2 separate regions of the Mus musculus genome follow, and region 2 is linked to region 1. Evidence: chromatin loops called from intact Hi-C (ENCODE). Cell type or tissue: left cerebral cortex. All regions are shown on one strand.

Region 1 (8,000 bases):
GATGGACTTTATAAGAAAATTTTCATTGACATTTATCATGTACTTTGACCATGATAATGCCTCATATCCTCTCCTTTCCCCCACTACTCTCCCCTCCCACTAAAGCTAGAGGCTTCTCTATTTTCTGGCAAGTTCTCATCCTCTGGTGCCACACTGGCTAAAATTAGATTTCTTCCACCCTCTCCTCTTGGTGGTAAACACTCCTCATTTTTTTCTCTGTTCAGTCTCAGACTCATAATCTAAACAGAAACCCAGCACTCTCAATGAACACTCTCATACAGCACACACCCCTGGTAGTTTGAGGGGAAAAATATCTGCCATGGGCTCAGATTGTATAAAACCATTTCTTGGTGTTCTGTAGGGTTAGTGGTAGGGATATTCATTTGATGTGGGCACCAGAAATCAGCCCTGGATGGGGTAAGTGATCTTAGATAGAACTTAGCTAGTTTCTAGAAACTGAGCATAGGAGCCCTACAATCCCTTGACTCTATGAAGGTGACGAAATGCAGGCTTATTTTGCTTTGGTGATGCCCACATCTATCACCTCAGCTAGCTGGGGAACACCTTGGCCTCGGTGATGGAAAGCTTTGCAACTTTTGCACTCAGCACCTGGACTGATGCCTCCCATCTGCCTGGTAGGTTGTGCTTTGTGGTAGAGGACATATCCCAAGGTTGTGGTTATATCACGTGAGGACCACTACTAAGTCATGGCTGGCCACACCACCCCTCCTTCAACCCTCTGGTCCTCTCTCCAGTAGCCTTTTGACATCTCTCCTTTGCCATCTTTGAAGTGGAATTTGCTATGAGCTGGCATTCAGACCAAGTCCAGAAGTGAGGAATGCAGTGACATCTGAGGAATGGAATTCCAAAGTGTCAGAGATGCCAAGCAATTTGCTGCAATAACCACAGATGACTTGAAAGCATTTTCTGCTTTCAGGAGTTTGACCTGCATTCCCTGGGTTGTTTGCCTCAGCAGGTGGTCCAAAGGATCATGAAAATAACACTGAAAAGCAGACTTTGGTGTGCTTCCTGTTTAAAGGAAGTGGAGTCTACTGAGTTGTAGATTCCTAAACTAGGACCCTACCCACATTAGCTTTCGATATCAGATCTAAGCCTGGATAACCTTGGTCCAGGTCTCTGCTTTATTCAACTGTGACATTAGTAGCTAGCTGATAAACAAAAGAAATGCACCCTACTGAGGATTGCCATGGGACATACAAGTGAATGACCAGATAGTTGGAACTTGGAAAAAAAAATCCCCAGTTTAGAACATACACTCACACACACACACACACACACACACACACACACATCAGATATATATATATATATATATATATATATATATATATATATATACATACTCACATACACCACATATATACATACACAGATACCACACATACAACATCACACACACACATATATATACACATGCACACGCACACACACATATGTGTGTGTGTGTGTATATATATATCACAGACCCCACACACATATCTCCAACACCACACAAACATACACATAGAACATCACACACACACACATCACACACACACACACATACACACACACACACATTCATGCCTACATACATACACAACACACAAACACTATATATATGATACCACACACACACCATATACATACACATAGCACACACACAGAAACATACATGTAGCATATATGCATAGCACACACACACACACACACGACTGAATTGAAAACCCAAAGCTTGGGCTAGAGAGATTGTTCAGTTGGCAAACTCTTGCCTCACAAATGTGAGGACCTGAGTTTGTTCCATTAAGCCCATTCAATAAGCTAGGCAAATGCTTGTAATTCCAGCGATGGTGAAATGTAAGGTAGCGATAAGCAGATCCTTGGGAACTTTATTGTCCGGCTATGCTAGCCTCAGTGAAACCCCTGGCCAATGAGAGACCCTGTCGCAAACAAAAACTGGAAGGCACTAGGGAATGATACCCAAAAACGTTGTCTACTGATAAACACACACACACACACACACACACACACAGACACACACACACACAGACACACACACACACAGACACACACAGACACACACACACAGACACACACACACACACACACACACACACACACACACACACACACACAGAGGAACAGATGAGCCAGATGAGCAGATGAAAGGCCTAAATCCTTCAAAGGCCTTTCGTTGTGACTCCGTTGCAGGGAGGCCAAGCCAGGGCACATTCCTTGAACACACACAGCAAGCACACGCTCAGCATAAGCAGTTCAGTGACTTACTGCTGCCAACTTATCACGTCTTTCCTGAAATGCCTGTTTTCACCCTGCGTGCCTCTCAGAATAATGAAGACCATCTGTGAGGCAGCCATCCCATAAATAAGCTGTTTGATTCTGTTTACCACCAAAAGAAGCTACTTCAGCTCCCTGGAATTCTGCCAGATTCTGCAGTGTATTTCCAGGCTTTGGTTGGGTGTGCCACGCAGATTGCCTATGTGTTTTCTACACTAGATTTTAAACTCTCTGTCACTAGTCCAAAATTTAGTAAGGCATATATAATTCTTCAAAGAATAACATGCATACTATATTGCTCTGGGTATCAGCAGGAGTTTTTTAAAAATAATACAATATCATCCAAAATTCTCTCTGCATATCTGAGAGTACGAGAGTGGCTAAGACTTCCAGAGCCTGGTTTTAGGCCCAGGTGCCTCCTTAGGAGTGACCTAACTCCTGTGTGCCTGTTTCCCATCAGCTGTAAGATGAGAATGATTACAATGACAGTGCATCCCTTGTCCTTGAATCACTGTGTAGGTGCAGGTCTCAGCCTTGGTGCTATCTGACCTAACAGTCCTAGGAGGTATTTTGTTTCTATGACAACCGATATTGCTATCCTCTCTTCCAACCTAGCAGGCAACTGGTTTAAGAATTATTGGAACTGCTTCTCAGAACACAGATTCCTGGTCCTATTGGGCATGGTGGCCTGAGACGTAGCATGTCTTACCAGTTGTGGGCGATACTGGCCCCAGTGTGGCTAACCTTGTGAACAGCACTGGCCTGGCCAATGGCATCTTAGGACAGAAAGGAAAGCCTGTCCTCTTTACTGAGCATGCTAAGAGGGGTAGGCCGGAAAGAAGGCAAAAAGGAGGCCTGACTGTCACAGGGAGGTCAGAGGCCTTGGAAACTCAGTACCCTTCTCTGTGAGCTGAAGGGCAGGCCTGCTCTCGGGCTCTGCAGTTCTCTCTGCCTGCTGTACATCACCATCATCTCTAACAGGCCTGTCCCTGTACCCCTGTGGTTAGAAGAGGGGGTGCATTAACTTCCCAGGGGAACAGCCAGGGTCGCTTGCAATAGTCTTCCACCCTTACTTCTCTGCAGGCATTTTACATGAGACTTTGCAATGCCTCCTACTAATGGAACAGTATTTCCTGTCTTTTGGCTTCTGGTTTCCCCATGCGGTTTATTTATGCACCAAAAAAATGAGGCAGAGATGAGTGTCTATAGACTTTCAGAAGCCTTGCACTTCTTCCTTATTCTGTCCTGCCTCTGCCACCTGCTGGAAAAGAGTACACTCATTCCCAGTGAGGAGGAAACCAGCCGGAGCAGGACCAGCCCCAGTTGGCCCAAGGATAATGGACCAGCAGCTGGACATGTTAGAGTCCTAAGGGACCTTGGACCCAGCTAGCTGAAGCTTTGAAAGCTAAATCAAATAAATCAACTTAATGTTTTGATGATAGACATATATATATATATATATATATATATATATATATATATATACATATACATATATGCATGCCATTAGCTTCCTGTGCAGCTTCATGGGTGCCATTTCCTTCTATACTATAAATGGAACCTGCGGAGCCTGGAGGGTGAGGTCAGTGTGATGAGGATGTATCTGTACCTGGTAATTTTGAAGCTGAATAGGGGTACAAGCTCTCAGGATGTAGACCTGCATCTAAGAAGTTAACAGAGCCCTCACTGGTGGGAAGAGGAACTTAGAAGCATGGTGAAATATAGAGGCTTACTTACCCTGCAGGAACTCTTGGCCTCCCAGACTCAAGGTCATCTGGCGGCTCCCCTGGTCATATGTCACCCCAGCACATGTAGCATTGGCCTGAGTAGCAGAGGTATCCCTCCAGTCATTGATGTGGCAAAGCAGAATGTCAGGAGAACTGAGAAGTCCACAGATGGTGGGCCCTGCCAAAGGGAATAGGCCAGTGTGAGGGAAACCATGAGGGCCATGCACAGCTGTCCTTTACTCTGAGAGCCTGGGCTGCCTGAGGATGGGACAGGGACACTGGGGCACCAAAGCCTGCTTTCAACTCACTTTTCAAAGATAGCCTTAGCCGTCCTCTTATGTGGCACTAATGTACTACACAGGGAGGATTGTGGACATGTTCAGTTGCTGGCACCAGCTGTGGACTTTGTCATGTTGTCACATGAGGGTTGAGATGCTATTGGGGAGTTAATGTCCACAATGAGCACACAGAAGACTCTGCAGTACAGCCTGGCTCAAGAGTCCAGGCCTCATTAGATATCCTCATATCACGGACTGTGAGACTGAGACACTACAAAAGGAGAAGTGGGTTTTTCTAGTGTCTGAGCAATAGTGAAAGGGTGGAGGCAGCAGCCGCTGCGTTGAGGAGCAGATTGAGCTGGCTGTAGAACCGCAGAGCAGTCTGGGTACAATAAAAATGTGGGAGCTCAAAAGAAGTCTGAGCACCATGGTTTATGTGAGAGAAAAAGTGATCAAGAGTGTAAGGGGGAAAGGAAAAACCAGGCAGGAGGGGAGGGAGAGAAGGAGGGAAGTAGGGAGAGAGGGGGGAATAGTAACATATTTAATTCAGAATTGGTGCCCTTGACCCTGACCCCCAGATAAGAAGCCACACATTTTCCTCATGTTTCTAAGATAGGGACCAGTTACTTGCTAATCACATCCTTTAGTTTCAGTGACACTTATGTAAACCTTAAGGCATGGGAGTTCCTTAGAGTCCCTCTTTCCAGTAGCCTCCACTACAATGCAGGTTTGGACCCTCAGGAGTTATCACTAACTACTCCTCATTGAAAATATAACCCATCCATTGGGATTTAGAGGAAGGTAGTCAGAGGAGGCTAGAGGCAGCTGCAGCTTTTGTGAGGGATGGCTAGGAGGGGTAAGGGAAAGGAGGAATTTTAAAGAAACTAAAGGTTTTGAATGCTGTGGTAAATAAAGGGTGTAACAGGATTTTGTCCCCAGATCTCAGCAAGTCCAGCCAAAGCCCCCTGAATTAAAACTCCTAACTACCCCCTGTACCAGATGAGTTGGGAAGGACAGCCAGATGTTTTTAGCCATGTCACAAGGGCCCAAATTCTGACACTGCATGTGAGGGTAGGGGTGGGTAAGTGCTGGGCAATTCACTGATGACAAGTTAGACTTGGAAGGAATAGAAAGCAGGCTGCCAACCACAGTGTTGTGGAAAGAAGGGCTTGGAAGGCTCACTGCCCCCATGGAACAAAATGATCCTTCATATATGATCCCAGGGAAAATGAAGTCAGTGTTTCCATGGAAGCATCACATGGTCTGCTGAGTAACACAGCATCTGGAGAAACAGTCGCGCCCGCAGAATATATGTTTAGTTCAAGGAGGCATCCTGTCTCTGAAGACAGACTTTCTAAACTTGGGTATGGAGAAAGACATGTGTTGATGCACAAGCGAGGGACAGTTGATAATTTGCCCATCTAAATACTAATAGGAACCCACACTGTATACGGCTGAAACCAAAAGGATGATTAAGAATCAAGTTGTTCTAACCATCTTTTAACTAAACAATCTCATTCTGGGGTAGAGGATGTAGCTTCATTGGTACAGTGCTTGCTTTGCATACATAAAGCCCAGGTTCAATCCCTAATACCACATAAACCTGGCATGATGGAACATGTCTATAATAATAGCACTGAAGAGGCAGAAAGAGGAAGGTTACAAGTTTAAAGCCATCCTTGGGTACATAGTAAATTCTAACAGGATAAGAAAGATAGTGTTTCAATAAAAACAACAACAAAACCCAACCCATTTCCTTTTTACCACTACTGATGCAGAGAGCTGGGCTGGGCATCTTCCAACATTAGTCCCCTTGAGCTGTCAGCAGCATGAGGGACTCTCAAGCCCCCTGCACATACTACCCTCCCTCACTTGGTTACTTTAAGCTGCCCTGGGTTTCTTTCTCCTTGCTTAGTGGTTCTACCTTTCTTTCAGGTAGTCACTGGGCTATGACCCACTCATTCCTCACCCTCTCACCCATCACCGATGGCCACCCCTGCCCCCAGAATCCTCACTTGCACTCAAACATTCTTCTATTTTAAAACAAATGAAGACAGGGTCTAATGTACGCTAGGCAGCCCTCTGATGTGATGACTTTGAACTTCTTATCCTCTTTCCCTGACCTCCTTAGTAGTAGTTATACAGTGTGCACCTCCAAACCTGGCTTTCTGTGGTGCTGGAGATGGATCCAAGAGCCACAGGCATATACAGCAAGCATTCTACCAACTGAGCTGCTTCCTTGGCCCTATCCTACTACTTCTGATGCGACCAAGCACTGAGGCTGCCCCACTGGTTGCTGTCTTCTCTCCATGTGTCCTCTCTGATGACTCTGGATGCTACTTCCCATCCAGTGCTTTCTGTCTTTCATCCACTCTGCCCCTCCAGACTCTGAAGCTTTTCATCCAAAGTGAGGCATGTTTTATAAATGTCTCAAAAGTGTTTCAAACTTACTGTACCCAGAGAAGACTCCCCAACTCTCCCTCTGGTGTCATGCAATAGATAACCTGGCGTCTCTGCTATGCATGACTTACCAGAGAGCAGACTCCTACCATGTGAGCCAGCCACATGTCTCCTTCTTTCTTACTACCCACATCCAGAGTCCTTTTGAATTTGTCTCCTTTTCCTCATGCCACTGTCACCACAATAGCCCAGGCCACCAGGTCTCCTGCATGACTTCTCACTGTCTTGACCACTCCATACCCAAGTCAGCCTCATCTGCTCCGTTCTACACTCCAGCCAGAGTGCTGACTTCAAATGCAACTGTGACCGTGATCCTGGCATAATACCATTCCAGCACCACAGAAAGCCAGGTTTGGAGGTCCACACCTGTAATCCTACAACTAAGGAGGTGGAGGAAGAAGGATATGAAGTTCCAGATTATTGAATTAGAGGGTCTGCCTAGGATACATTAGATCCTGTCTAAGCCCCCCCCCTCTTTTTTTGCCGTAAACAAAAGAAGGCTCAGGTCATGCTCAAAACTTCCATGGCTTCCAGGTGTTCTCAAGATGAAAATGCTGGTTAATGCTGCTGAAAAAAACCCTGATGAAACCTCTCCCTCCTGCTCCTTCCTAAGATAAGACCACCCTCTGCTAGTTCTCCTTACCCTGGGAATCCAGCTAACTCAGTGTTCCTTCTCTTTATCTTGCACTTACTTTCGGTAGTCTTCCTCCTCTGCCCAGGACTACCATCTCTCTTCATGGCACCACATAAAAGTCTACACTCTGTCTGAGACCCAAGAAAACTTCATTTTTCTCTCTCTGAATAGGACAAAACACTTACCATAGGTTTCCAAAGTTGTATTTAATGTTCTTTTAGGACCTAGTAATTACCAATTATCCTTTTCTCTCTCAATAATTTTATCAGGGGGTGGGGAAGGACAGTAGGCAGGAAAAAAGTGTGAGCTATTTTTCAGCCATCCACTCACCATGCTGACAATCTTACTTAGTCCGCTAGTAATCCTTACAACAGATGGGAGTCTCCCAGCCTCTAGCCAAGCAATGCACACTCTCGCATTGCCCTGGGTTTCTCATCTCATCTAAGTGCTTCTTTACCCCAACAGAGCGTGGATCAGCCTCTGCCTTCCCAGAAAGCCACTGAATGCCAACATCCCCTCCTAACCTAACCTACTAAGTGCCTGGGTTTGCTTCTATAAAATGCAGAGATATATGCTGTTGAACAGCCACTGAGAATGATTGAGGGG
Region 2 (8,000 bases), 94 kb before region 1:
ATGCCCCACTATTGATCTAAGGGTCTGTGACCTGACCTTGTGCCTCTATGGTCCTAGTGGGGTGTGACCCTTCTCAAGTTCTATTTCATTTCATCTCTCAACTGTGTCTCCATTATAGGCTCCACGTTGTACATAAGACATCCAAATGACAGAGAAACATATCTTTCAGCAGCAGCCTTGTATGTTTCTTTGTAGCCTGTGGCTCCTGCAAGGACTAGGACTCAGGAGACAAGTTTATCTTTAGTTGGTCATGCACTGGGTGTGTATCTTGGTGGAGACCATCATCACATCTGGTTAGACCTGGGCCTTTCATTTGTAAAGACAAGAGATTGTCCCTCCCTAACCTGTACACCAGCACCTACCTTGGTCTGAGCATCATTGAGAATGTTGGCAGGCTTCTGGCGGAGACATGATACCACTTCCTGGATGGATGAAGTAGGGCATCCAACCTCCTTTGCCAAGGCTGCAGCTTGCTGTTGGGCCCTCTCTGGGCTGATAATTGCAGCCGGGGACAGTGCAGAGCCTCCCTGGAAAAGAAAGAGCAGGGGTCAGGCTAACAGTCTGTACAGCTTTGGCTGCTGCTTAGGACCCTCAGGTCTTAGCTGAGTTCTATAGTTTCTTCCATACGCAAACACATGGGAACCTTTGATATCCTACATGTATGAATGTCAGGGTTGACCTACACAGAACAGCATCCTTGTGTAAACTTGACTAGGTCAGTGCAAACCTTGGTTTCCTTATCTGTGAAGAGAGGGTGCCGGTCTTGCTGTTCAGCTAAAGAAGTATAATGAGGTCAAGGGTGATATAGCTCTGAATGCGGACTGGAAAACTTCTGGTAAAGCACTATGCAAACTACAGCCACCTCCTCTGCAGAGAGCTCAAGTAGCAAGGTTTCCTAATTCTAAGTTGTAGTTGAATGTGAACATAGAGGCCCTCTGGAAGACACCATCATTTCAGCTTACAAAGAGGTATATAAGGTACAGAGAAGTTGCTGGTGCCTAGTCAGACATACAGTGAGACATGGAGCACCCAGAACTCAGCAGTCCTGTCACTGAACCTCTGCAGGCTACTTAGCATGAGTGTGAGGACTGTACACTTGGGAGTATTTCTCTAGTAGAAGCGGCCAACTTCTCTGAAAAGCCTGTTGTTAATAAGAGGCGCATCAGGGGCCTGAGCACTCAGCCACAGTGAGGCAGACTCTCACACATACCTGGGAGGCTCCTGATGGGAGAGTGTTATACCTATCCCATATTGATGTCTGGTTTTTAGTCTTTAGAGGGACCTGTGACCAGAGCCTGAGGCCAAGCAAGCAGTAGGAAGCCCATCCGAGGAACAGGAAAGTACACAGGGGGTGAGCAGGAGGAGGGCTGAAAACCTAGTAGCTATATATAGCCTGATGACCAAAGCCCTTTCCAACATCTCTGAACAGTACAGATAAGGCCAGAGAGCCTGGGCTGCAGACACAAGATAGTGTGAGGTAGCAGACAGGGGGTTTTGTCTTTTACTGTGTTTTATATACTAAATTCAGCCTGCTGGTGCCTCCTGCAAGATATACAAAACAGACTTGTGTAAGCATCTGCACTTACAAACAAGAGAGGACCCTCTAGGCTCCTCATGAGAATCAAGAGAGGTGCACATCAAACTTGCATCCAGCCGGGGCCTGGAGTGTAGTGACATTGGTAATGAGTGACATAGTGGGTGACTTGTCGTGAATGTGAGTTTTACACCCTTGATTTATTTCTGTAACACCAAGTGACCACCTGTTTTTTTAAAAACCACTTGCTATGTTCCTGTAACAGAATGGTACTCACACTCGAGGTCTTCACAGTGCGGCATAGCATTCTGTGCTGCTAAGTGCAGGGGGTGGGGTGGTGGTAAGTGGCTCCAGCAGAAGTTATCAACTTTCTTAATGCTGCAACTCCTTAATACAGCTCCTCTTGCTTTAGTAACCCCCAGCTATAAAAGTATTGACATTGCTACTTCATAACTGTAATTCTGCCATTGTTGTGCACTGTAAATACCTGCTATGCAGATGTTTTCGGCAACCCCTGTGAGAGGGTCATTTGATTGCTCCCCCACTCCAAAGGTCATGACCCACAGACTGAGAACCAGTAGCCTACAGGAACGCCTGAGAACATGAGGATTTCAGGGTGGGCCTCTGATGTTTTCAATATCTCTGCTAGCTATAAATAGCTGGGCTTCTTGATACTCGGAGGAAGTGGGTAAAGGCGTGGGTTTCACTGACACTGTAAGATAGCTTAGAGAACTTTCCTCTCTCTTTTTGTTGTGATCAGTCTTTCTGAAACCTTGTTCTTTGTGGAAAGTCAGCAGTTAAGTAGGCTGTCCTCATTTGGGGGGACTTGTTAGGCCTTACAGCTGGTGGTCCTCGGACAGAGCCCGGGAAAAAAGCCTGAGCTTAGAGGAAAGGGAGCAGACCAGCATTCCAACCCTGTCACTCTGATGGGGCCGTTCAGAAATCGTGGCTTCAGTGTGCCCAGGAAGACTCCCTCTCACACCGCTCTTGAGGAAATTATTATCTGGCAAGGCAACAGAGGCACATAGTGTGTGTGTGTGTGTGTGTGTGTGTGTGTGTGTGCGCGCGTGCCCTGATGGCCTTGACTTCAGGATCAATATTCTTATGCAGGAAGAGAGTCCCAAGAGGCCTGCTCTATTTCCTTCCTGTGCCTTAGTTCTCCTTTCCTTGCATTCTTGCTGTAATGTATTAACTTCTCAGGGAAGGAACACCTGGGAAATCCACACCCGCCTCCTCACCAGTCAGCACCAGGTTGCATGGGTTGTGGCAGTCTCAGCTCAGAGGGAGACAAAGAGCAGAAGAGTTAGGCAGCACTTCTGTGTATCATATCAGAACCGCCCATGAATCCTCACTCTAGAGGTGTCAGGAAGTTGGAAGCTGTGCACCCCACGTCTCACAGCTGCCAAACATGAGGCACATCTCGGGCAGCCACCTGCAGCATCACACTCTACCCACTATGCACTAGCAGGCTTGTCAGTGGCCTTGGTCCCTGCCTGTCTCTGTGAGAAGCAGGGCCAATATCCAGTAGGAAGGCCCTGTCTTAGAAACAGACAGACTGAGGTTTTGGTTCCAGTGCAGTCTGCTATTTTTGTCAGTTCCCATCTTGGCATGGAACCCTGTGATCAACTGCTCCAAAGAAGATACAAGACAATGATGCAAAAAAAACCTTATACTGTAATCAGCACACAGTGTATGTGAATGCTAATTATCATCAGGAGTGGAATTAGCTATTGGTTTCTTTCCCACAATGCAATGTGCGATCCAGCTCCCTGCTGGGAGGAAGCAGATATATGACTCTACAGCAGTGCAACACCCTGAGGAGCACTGACAGCTCCCACTGAGTTATGGTCTCCAGTGAATTCAGCCACCATTTGCTTTTCAAGAAGGATCCACCTAAAAGTGTTTTGAGTCTGATTTTATGTAAAGAGTCTTGTGTCCTCAAGCTGTGGAAGAAATCCAAGGTTTTTCGAAGTACAGACTGTACACCAGAGTGATAACCCTCTGCTATTGGGACCAGGACAAAGGCTAGAATTCTTATACACTGAGAACTCCAGGGAGGGGATGCAGGGCTCCTGTATGCCTGGAGAATTCTGCAGAGAGGCAGGAGCTGAGAGGACTTTGAGAAAATGAGCAGAAAGGGGCACTGGCAGGTAACTACTCCTGGGGAGTGTCAAGGATGGCAGATAGGTTAGGAATGTTGAAGAAAAACCTGGGGTCTAAAGATCCCAGCATCCCTGTAAAATGCTATATATGTGTTAAAGGAGGGAGCCAACAAACAGAATGGATGGGGACATAAGTAGGCTTTCTAGGAGGAGGAGAGAACTCTGCATAGAAGATGTTGAGAAGTAAGATCAGAAGATAAGTCAATGACAGCCGTGTGAGAGGGGGTTGCCATAAGCAAATGAGCCCTAGGGTGCAGGCCAGGCTTCTATAGCTACAGGAAGTCCTCTGGGATTTTGGCCAGACTGAAATGGCTTGAGCACATGGCAGACCTTTGAGCAATGACCAAATATGAGTGCCTCAGGGATGTGGGCTACTGAAGCCAGAGCAGTGAAGTGATTTTTATACCACGGGCTACAGCCGTATGTAAAACATCCATTGCCTATAGAGTAGGGCAGAAGTGAACTGGGACAAAGAGCAGAATTCTGCTTGATAGCCTTAGTGCTAGAGGAGGTGGAGGAGCTGGAGGAGCTGGAGGAGCTGGAGGAGCTGGAGGAGCTGGAGGGATCATCTGAGGCAGGAACCCAGCCCAGACTCCTGGGTGGTCCAGGGATTCTGAGTAGAGATTAGAGCCAGAGAATGTGTCCAGTGCTTCATATCCTTCTTTTCCTGGAAATACACTCAAACCTGAGCCTGCCACTGAATTCCATGGACGTTGGAATTTGAGCATGCTTCTGAGAGGCAAGAAGAACCTGGGACAGACCTAGAAACTGTAGCAAAGAGACTTTCAAAAGTAGTTCCTATCCAATGTTAACATTCTCTTGTATGCCTTTAACCAAGAGGCATCCCTTTGCTTGATCCCTGGGACCATGAGTCATACTGAAGTCTGAAGCATTTCAGTCTTGGCAAAAATCTTAACATGAGTACTGACAATAGTTAATGTAACTTCCATCTTGAAACTAGAATCTACAAAGTCATATAGACCACTTCTCTTTTCTTCTTCTTTGGAATCAGTGTTCTTGGTTTTACTTAGGCTATGGAACTTGGGTGGGTAGCATTAAGGTGTGGCTTGCTATTGCTCAGTGTCCTTTGCCTGTCAGATGGTACCGATTTACTGTGGAACAGAGTGGTAGCTGATACAAGCCAAAACCAAGGGCACTTTTGTAAGTAGAAACTGAAGGAGACTAAGTGTACATGTACATGTGTGTGCGTACATATGCACATATTCACGTGGAAAGTGAACGGCATTCAGCCTTTATAAGGGGCCTCTTAAGAGCTGGGGCATTAATTTATGTACATTCTTATTCTGTGATCCCTACAACAACCCTCTATATATTAGCAACTCCTACCCACTTTTCAGATTGGGAGAACACAGTTTAGAAGGAGGAGGCAAGGTGTGTGAGATCTGGAGACTTGTAATAACAGCCCAAGTTATAAATCCTTTAGCTTCCCCCATGATCTACCACCTCCCACTAACAACAGCCCCATCTTAGCACAGAGCTTCATGAATTCTTATTCTCATTATGAATGGCTGACAGGTGGCAGCCAATAAGGAAGAGGCTTGCAGGGGTTGTCAGAGAGCGGGGAGATGATATGAGATCTTTCTTCCCCTGTGTCAATCAGGAGTGAATGATGGAGGCCAGACTTACATGGGGCTCTGTAAAGAAGATTCATGACTGCAGACTGGGAAGGACACAAGGACAGAACACTGTCCTGTGAAGTCTCTTGGCAATGGTTTACAACCTCTCTGTACTCTGCTCAGTTCCATTAGCTATAGAACCTCTTCTAAAGACCCCAGATCCTCCTTAGGACTTTCTGGTCCCAGGAGGAAAGGGAAGATGCAAGGAAGGAGAGGGGTTTTTCTTCCATGCTTTGGAGGAAGAACACAGCAACTATGTGAGATCTCGAGAGGAGCTGGGGCCTGTGGCCACTACTACAGGAGGGCAGCTAGAGATGTTTCACAGGGGCTAGTTGGGACTAGCCACGAAATTTAGGGCAGGTGGAGAGACAGAGATAAGAAATTGATAAGGGCAGGCTTTTCCAGGTGAGACAAATCAGCACCCAGCAATTTGGTAAATTGTAAAGGAAAGAAAAAGAAGAAGAACAACTCTGTGTGTGTGTGTGTGTGTGTGTGTATGCATGTGTGTGTTTGTGTGTGCATATGTGTGTAAAATTTCCATAGATTCAGAAAGAACATTAAAGATGTTTAATAGCTTCCTGGTACCCAGTAGAAGAGACTGAGATCCAAGTATTCTGATTCCAGTGTGCTTTTCCATGACAACGCAGTGCTCCAATGAATGACAGGATCCAGGTGAGATTCATAGGCAGTCTGTTCCAACTCTTCACCCTATTACCTGCCCACACCCCAAGATTACATAGATATTTAAACTTTGTCAATTCCTAAAGCTCCCTGCTCCCACCACTTATAAAGGGCCAGTTGTAGAGTTTACCATCTCCTTATAATTTCAACAGTGTCATTGTCTTCATGAACTGTCATTGCAGTTGCAATTAGAGAGGCATTTAGGACATATTTTAAAAGCTGATTCTACCCTACAGTATGACTGATTCTTACCATAGGACAGCAGACATTTGCACATGTCACATGAATAAAGCCACAAGTAAATGGTATGGCTAAGGCCATTGATGGCCACTCCACAGGGAAACAAGTAGTGAGATGGAACAAAAACCCATAGGAGCAAGGTCTGGGTGAGGGGACAGTCTCCAACAAAAACCTCAAGGACCCCAGTGACCCCTTCCTGGACATTCCTTTTGTTTGGAAATAGACATGATTGGTGTGGGCTTTGCCCCTCTGGAACGGATTTGCACCTATCTCATTTTCTCTATGTCTCAAAGTCTTGACAAAACACCTTTTGCCATCTGTTAAATATGTCATGTTTAATTGACTCCATTGCTTTCTGACTGTCAGAATCCATTTAAGTGCATGGCAGTTAAAAATTACTAACTTGCCAGACCAAGGTATCACCCTTGAAAAATGCCACCTTAATGATTGCTGAGGTGGGGTCGGCACCCCATCGTAAAGAGGACTTGCTTGTCCCTATCATTCATTCCTGAGACCAGCCATCCAGTGGTCCCTGAGACTATGGGGAGAAGGGGACAGCTGGGTCCACAGCTGGCAGGGGAGAGGGTAAACTATGGTTCAACACTTCCTGTCACTCTTCAGTTTTTAATACATTTCTAGGAAGGCCTAGCTTCATGTCACTTATGGGTAGCTTTGTAGAAGACATACATTTTCTTTGTTTTACAGTTGGATCTGAGAGCTGCTTGAACACTATGGTTCAAGATGCAAGACCTAGCCTGCCCTAGGAAATATATATGTAGAACATGGTTTGATGGGAAAATAGGCCTTGGGAATATAGAATAAGAAGCTGGGAACCTGTTAGAATAGTTCACATCTGCAATGGCCATCACTGGAGGTGATGCTGGACAGAGAGTCAGAAGTTAGCTAGAGTGGGTAGAGACAATACATTGCTCTAACAGGGGTCTCTACATGCTACAGGAGACAGAATGAATGTTTGAGGGAGACTCTTTTCATCTCCGCAGCTGTCTGTTGAGCCACTGAATTGCAGCCTGTGACTGTAGCTTCCAGTTCCTGTTTGAGACATCCTGTTCCCATAGTCTATGTGTTCAGATGGACTTGGCACTTCCATGGCACAGCTCACTTCCTTATCTCATGGTCTGAGCCCAGCTCCCACCAGGATGAGGGCACTGACAGCTTCTGAGCTCCTCACTCAAGCAGATCCTTACTTCAGTTGCTACCCTGGGCAATCCTGCAGTCTCTTGCTAAGGTTATGATGGACTCTACAAGAAGAATATGCATACTTTTGCACCTCCATGTTTGTTCTATCTTTGAAGTATATTTCCTATCATGACCTTCAAATCTGTCAGATGAAAGCAAGTATAAATTATTGTTATTTTGAAGAAATATAGGAAGTGTCTTAGTTAGGGTTTCTATTCCTGCACAAACATCATGACCAAGAAGCAAGTTGGGGAGGAAAGGGTTTATTCAGCTTACAATTCCATACTGCTGTTTATCACCAAGGAAGTCAGGACTGGAACTCAAGCAGGTCAGGAAGCAGGAGCTGATGCAGAGGCCATGGAGGGATGTTCTTTACTGGCTTGCTTCCCCTGGCTTGCTCAGCCTGCTCTCTTATAGAACCAAGACTACCAGCCCAGAGATGGTCCCACCCACAAGGGGCCTTTCCCCTTGATCACTAATTGAGAAAATACCTTACAGTTGGGTCTCATGGAGGCATTTCCTCAATGAAGCTCCTTTCTCTGTGATAAC

What was found. A loop is a pair of places that touch in the nucleus more often than their neighbours do. Peaks named below come from ENCODE experiments on the same cell type or tissue, not always from the same donor. Only the 100,000 strongest peaks of a DNase experiment are listed, where the experiment ranks them.
Region 2: it touches region 1 in a loop (1.9-fold over the local background); 4 of 42 quality-filtered maps call a loop at or near these places.

Annotation. Positions count from the first base shown.
Region 1 is chr15:66,725,716-66,733,715 of GRCm38, reverse strand. It overlaps Tg (thyroglobulin), which reads right to left. Exons shown (of 48, transcript NM_009375.2): 27 at 4,033-4,200. Among named protein-coding and RNA genes, the nearest start is that of Tg, 59 kb to the right of the region's middle. In left cerebral cortex, a CTCF peak has its summit at 3,529 (motif pointing left); DNase peaks (open chromatin) are centred at 3,527, 4,024, 4,581, 5,571 and 3 more places; H3K27ac peaks cover 853 bases.
Region 2 is chr15:66,819,790-66,827,789 of GRCm38, reverse strand. It overlaps Tg (thyroglobulin), which reads right to left. Exons shown (of 48, transcript NM_009375.2): 42 at 363-527. The region is part of intron 1 of Sla (src-like adaptor); the gene reads left to right. Among named protein-coding and RNA genes, the nearest start is that of Sla, 8.0 kb to the left of the region's middle. RefSeq lists an enhancer at 628-3,489. In left cerebral cortex, no CTCF peak of the experiment used is centred here; DNase peaks (open chromatin) are centred at 3,051 and 5,156; H3K27ac peaks cover 261 bases.